Linked DNA regions of Homo sapiens: region 2 is linked to region 1. Evidence: chromatin loops called from intact Hi-C (ENCODE). Cell type or tissue: CD4-positive, alpha-beta T cell. All regions are shown on one strand. Each heading gives the region's core, and the rest is flanking DNA. Links, peaks and the distances in the headings are about the cores only.

Region 1 (2,919 bases), core at 306-2,805:
CATGGTGGCTTCAAGGTGAAATAAATTTTCATCAGAAAATAGCCAAGGTTGTCTGTATATTATCTATGGCTGCTACATGCTACAATAGCAGAGCTATGGAGTTGTGACAGAGGCCATGTGGGTATGGCCTGTGAAGCTGAAAATATTTACAATGTGAGCATTTGCAGAAAAAATGCGCTGACCGCTGACCTGTGCTCAAATGTCAGACAGTGTAATTTCTGCTGCATTCTATTTATTAGAAGTAAATCACGGAGGCCAGTTGATATTCAAGGGGAGAATTTGTAGGTATATTCTAAACCAGGGGTCCCTAACCCCCAGGCCATGGACCAGTACCAATCCGTGGCCTGTTAGGAGCTGGGCCACACAGCAGGAGGCAAGTGAGCATTACCGCCTGAGCTCTACCTCCTGTCAGATCAGCAGGGCATTAGATTCTCATACGAGCATGAACCCTATTGTGAACTGCACATGCAAGGGATCTAGGTTGCACATTTCTTATAATAATCTAATATTTGATGATCTGAGATGGAACAGTTTCATTCCAAAACCATCCCCCACCCCCAGCCCATCTGTGGAAAAAGTGCTTTCCATGGAACCGGTGCCTGGTGCCCAAAAGGCTGGGGAGTACTGTTATAAACCACCACAGAGGTGGAGTCACCTAATATATGTGCACTGAGAGGAAAAGGAGAGTGCTGTTGGCTACAGAAGGTACAAAGATGTTGAAAAGACCAAAACAGGAAAACCACTTCAGGTGAGATAGTGTGTTTTTAGTTCTCCGAGCAGGTTAACTGAGTTAAGTTACAGATGGTGCATTTCTTCTCCAAGCAAGCTATTACCATTTTCCATACCAGGAAAGTAACAGCGGAACTTGCTCCCCTCCAAAATTATCCCTATTGCTCAGGGGCACTTATGTTAAAGTCATTATGACAACTTTTACAATGCTCTAATTGAGCTGCTTGGGCACAGAAGAATTGCTTCTTGCTAAAGGAAAATAGCTGGGAGAATTACAAAAATGGCATACCAGAAAAAATGCGACATATTCCTGGGCTTTTGAAATGTCAGACTTCTGGGCACCAATTTATCTGACTTACATTACAGGGCTACAAATAGTCAGCAACTCTTATTTGGCCATTTTTCACAATAAAAATACATTTCTAAGTGCTATTTTAGCTCAATAATGATTGTACAGATCTACTTATTTTTCATTTATATGTGTGTATGTTTGGAGGAGGGGGTGGTTCCCTAAGTATTACCTTGCCCTTGGCAATGTTTGGCAACAAAGGAGAATGTACTATATTAATCAGATTGGACCACTTGCTTAGTGGAAGATTGTGATCTGGATTTTAACAAAATACAAAGCATTAAAAACCTACATGGAAAATTAAGCAGTCACTGAGTTCTTCCTACAGGAATATGTCACTGACATCATCTCTTCAGCTCCAGCATAATGGAGGAGGCTGAAGGCCATTATTATAATCAGGAAGAGATTCACTGTGATTGTATGACTCCCAGAGAGGCAGCTGAAATGTGGGTTGGAAATGCTGAGGAGAGGGGTGGGAGTAGGATGCAACCAATCCAGGAGAATAGCAGGCTCCTTTTGACTGGCCATACTTCTCACGTTAGTAGATGCATAGCATCTTAAGAGAGAAATACTGCCCAGCAAGGACATTATGAAACACAGGCTAGATGTTGATGGAAATGATTTTTTCACCTATATTTCAAGTGCTGGAGTGGAGAGGAGATTACTTTTAAGGGGCAGGGAGGGGGCCTTTACTCTGCAAGCTCATCACCTAATCGGAGAGTTGGGCACATGCACAACTTATTATAATGCAAGGCATCATGTAAAGAGGACCCATCACAGAGTAGGAATTTAACAAATACAAATGGGTGAGAGCTAACATTTAGTTAGGGTTTGTACATAACAGACAATATAATAAATGATTTACATACATTCAACCCTCACTGTCAATTTATTAATTACATAATATTATTATACTTATTTGAGATGCAAGGAAATTAAGGCTTCATGATCAAGTAACTTGATCAAGGTTACTCAGTTTGGTTTTGGAATCTGACTTTTGAACTAAGAAAATCTGGTTCCAGAGCTTGCCCTCTTAATTACTATGTATGACAGCCAATGAATAGGTGGGTGGATGGATGAAAGGATCAAAGGATGGATGGATAGATGGATGGAAAGAGAGATGATATAACCAAAATGTTGTGAAAATGTAGGGGAAGGAGTAAATAAATCTGACTAGCTATTAGATAAGGTTAAACAGAAACGGTTACATTTGACCTGAGTCTTGGCTAAGACAGATGTGTCCAAGCGGAGGAGCTGGAGATGGACTTCCCAAGCTGGCAGCAGAGTCTGAGCAAAGACACCTGATACCCAAGTCTCCATTAATCTAAAGGGTCCAGTCCTGCAGGACTGGACACAGGGCAACCAGGGCAGTATCCCAGAGAAGAGGCTCTGAGTAATAAAACACAGTGAAGGGATATCATGTTGACAAGGATAGGCTTTCTTCTGTAGGCAGTAGAAAGCCTTCAAAGATTTTTTTAAAATGGTAGATAGCATTTATTGAAGACTTAATTTATGCTAGCTACAAAGTGTTAAAATCCTCACAAGAACATTATTGAGCCAGGTGCTACGAATCACTTGCCCAAGGTCATATGATCCTGAACTGTTTGAATCATAATTTGAACCCAGGTAGCCATCCAGAGTGACAGAGCTAAACAGAGCAAGAGAACAGCATGATTTATTTGTGTTTAAAGAGCTAGTCATAGCAGCAGTGTGGATAAGGATAAAACTAAAGGTAAAGAAACTGATTAGAAGGCTATTTATGTTCAGACAAAAGAGGTTGAGGAAATGAGCTAAGGCAGCATTCTCAACTTTGATGCTACTGACATTTTGGGCTGCATAAT
Region 2 (2,919 bases), core at 241-2,740, 74 kb after region 1:
CTGCTGTAAAATCTTTTTTTTTTTTTTAACCAAGTATAGGTTCTCTCTGATTTTCTTCTCTTGCTGTCTCTAATCTTTTTATATACATCAATAAAAGCCAACCAAACAAACACTTTCTGGAATGCTTGAGTCTTCTTATGTCTCCACTGAGAAAGTCCCAGGGCAGCATTTTTACAGCTACCTTGCAGGGCCCAGACTGCAAGAATGTTAGAGAATCCATGCTGTGCTAGAAATAATATGGAACACGATACAAGTTAGTAATTGAGGTGGTCAGGAAAACAGGTAGGAATGTAGTTTAGAGCTACAGTTTCAAAACTTTTTTTTTAAATAGCAGAACCTTTTTTCTAACAGTCTCAAATGCTTCTCCTCCTATTCCAGATAAAACACTAATATGAGCTAATATGGTTGGTTGTAAATGAGAGGCAATATAATCTATCCTGACCCCACATTCCCTTGATCCACCCTGGAAGTTATTTGCAGCTCAGAAGGATAGACCCAGCCTCAAGCACCTGAATCTCTTGGCCCTAAGGCTTTATCTAGGTACAGTGGCATGAAATGGCCCATAAGGGAGGCAGGCTGGAGATGAAGAAGGAGTTCAGAGCAGGTGTGAATGCCCCTAGGAGCATCCTTCAACCAAAAAGGCATGAGAGTTGGTGAATAAACATGATCAGTTCCGTGCTCCTCAATGAAACAATTATACAGTGTTTTCCATAAGTCTCTCGAAGGTTTCCAAAAAAACAAACAAACAAACAAACAGAAACCTCAAGTGCCTACAGCATATCAATGTAGTCTTTTACTAGTATTCACCTTCTCCATCTCACCTCCTCAATCCCTCTCCTGCTGTCTAGGATCACCTCTTAAATAATCTCTTTGTATCCAAATCCTTGTTTTAACAACTGCTGTGGGAGAAACCCACTTTAGAAAATGGAATGATGATGCAGAGACTGTACATCAGAATTAGATAGCCCATGTTGACCAGTATGATAGCCACTAGCCATGTGTGGCTATTCAAACTTAAGTATAAATTAAATAAAATCAAATGAAATTAAAAATTGATTTCTTCAGTTGCACCAGCCATACTTCAAATGTTCAATAGCCACATAGCATGATAATGTACAGCACAGATATAGAACATTTTCCTCATTGCAGGAAGTTCTATTGGACAATTCTGGCCTAGAATCAATTCCAGATTGGTTGGAATTGGCCTTCTCCTATTCTTTACATCAGGCCACTTACTCTCTGCTTTAAGACTCAGTTTGTACGTCTGCAAAATAAGTCGGTAGTGAGGATTAAGATAATTTCTGTAAAGCATTTAGAAAGCACCTAAGTGTTCAATAAAAGCAGGGAGAAGGAGAGAGTGAGATGGAGTTCTATGGTGTCCAAGGACTCTGAGGAACTGTACATAAAAACCACTAGTGTAGTGCATCACACAGGGCAGGTTATTTCCCTTCATGGGCCTCCACTTCCTTTCTCACTGGGGACTACTGGCAGATTTCCAGACACTCATGAATCTTTGCATCTTCTTATTAGGGAGATTTTTGCACCAGCTTCATCTTTATTTATTTACCCATCCAGTCAATAGCAGTTGGGCACCTCCTGTCTTCCAGGCACTGTACTGTGGGCAGAATAATAACACTGCAAGAACACGGTCCCTGTCATTGCAGATTTTAAAATCCTGAAGGATGAAGCAGACAAGTAGCAAATGCAGTAACAAACCTCTAATAACCACTGAGATACCCCTAGCTCCCGCTTCAGGGAAGCTTCCTGAAGGGGGTGACTGAAACTCAAAGGATGAGAGAAACTCATGCTGGTGAACAACAGGGAAGGGTGTTTCAGATAGAGGGAAGAGCATAGAGGCATCTTTTGGAGCCTCAGTCCATACTTCTTGCTGGCATGTAGTAAATTAGGTTTTAGAGGGGCTGGGGAAAGTTTGAAGAGGATGGTAGAAGTAGGGGAAGAAAGGGAAGAGAAAATGTGAAAGGTGGGAATGGGATAGCTGCTGATATTCCCTCTAGCTATGCCAAAGTGCTACCTTTGATGCACTGCAACCTCTGCCTCCTGGATTCAAGTGATTCTCCTGCCCCTGCCTCCCAAGTAGCTGGGATTACAGGTGCCTGCCACCATGCCTGGCTAATTTTTGTATTTTCAGTAGAGACGGGATTTCACCATGTTGGCCAGGCAGGTCTTGAACTCCTGACCTCAAGTGATCTGCCAGTGACGGCCTCCCAAAGTGCTGGGATTACAGGCTTGAGCCACCGCGCCCGGCTGATGTTGGTGTTTCTCCAACCATGAAGCATGAACCACCTACAACAAAGACAGTGGAGTAGGGGCATTATTTATAAGAATGCAGATCCTCAAGCCCCAAGACAGACCTACTGAATCAGAACTTCTGGAGAGGATGGCCCAAAGGAATTCTGTTACACACCTAAGCTAAGAACCATGGCCTGTGGCTGGGCACAGTGGCTCTTGCCTGTAATCCCATAGCTTTGGGAGGCTGAGGAGGGAGAATAGCTTGAGTCCAGGAGTTTAAGACCAGCCTGGGCAACATAGTGAGCCCATCTGTATAAAAATATATATTTTTTAATTAGCCGGGTGTGGTGGCACATATATATAGTCCCAGCTACTCTGGAAGCTGAGGTGGGAGGATTGCATGAGCCCAAGAATTCAAAGCTGCAGTGAGCTATGATCATGCCACTGCACTCCAGCCTGGGTGACAGAGCAAGACTCAATCTCAAAAAATAAAAAAGAGAAGAAGAAAAAGAACCACTGCTGTGGCTGCTCACTTTATAATGAGGCAGGACATTTGTAAAAGAATGTTCCTTTAATTTTTACTTTACTGTTTAAAAGAAGCTATCTTAATAATATTGAAGGTGCTGAACTCCGCAGGTTCCAATTGCAATAAGAATTTAGGTTTTGTTT

What was found. Hi-C counts contacts between places; a loop is a spot of excess contacts. Peaks named below come from ENCODE experiments on the same cell type or tissue, not always from the same donor. Only the 100,000 strongest peaks of a DNase experiment are listed, where the experiment ranks them.
Region 2: it touches region 1 in a loop (2.1-fold over the local background); 5 of 110 quality-filtered maps call a loop at or near these places.

Annotation. Positions count from the first base shown.
Region 1 is chr3:67,735,886-67,738,804 of GRCh38, reverse strand. The region is part of intron 3 of SUCLG2-DT (SUCLG2 divergent transcript); the gene reads right to left. Among named protein-coding and RNA genes, the nearest start is that of SUCLG2-DT, 83 kb to the right of the region's middle. In CD4-positive, alpha-beta T cell, for the core only: no CTCF peak of the experiment used is centred there; no DNase peak of the experiment used is centred there; H3K4me3 peaks cover 523 bases; H3K27ac peaks cover 1,639 bases.
Region 2 is chr3:67,661,465-67,664,383 of GRCh38, reverse strand. All of the region lies in intron 1 of SUCLG2-DT (SUCLG2 divergent transcript), which reads right to left. Among named protein-coding and RNA genes, the nearest start is that of SUCLG2-DT, 8.2 kb to the right of the region's middle. In CD4-positive, alpha-beta T cell, for the core only: no CTCF peak of the experiment used is centred there; a DNase peak (open chromatin) is centred at 1,463.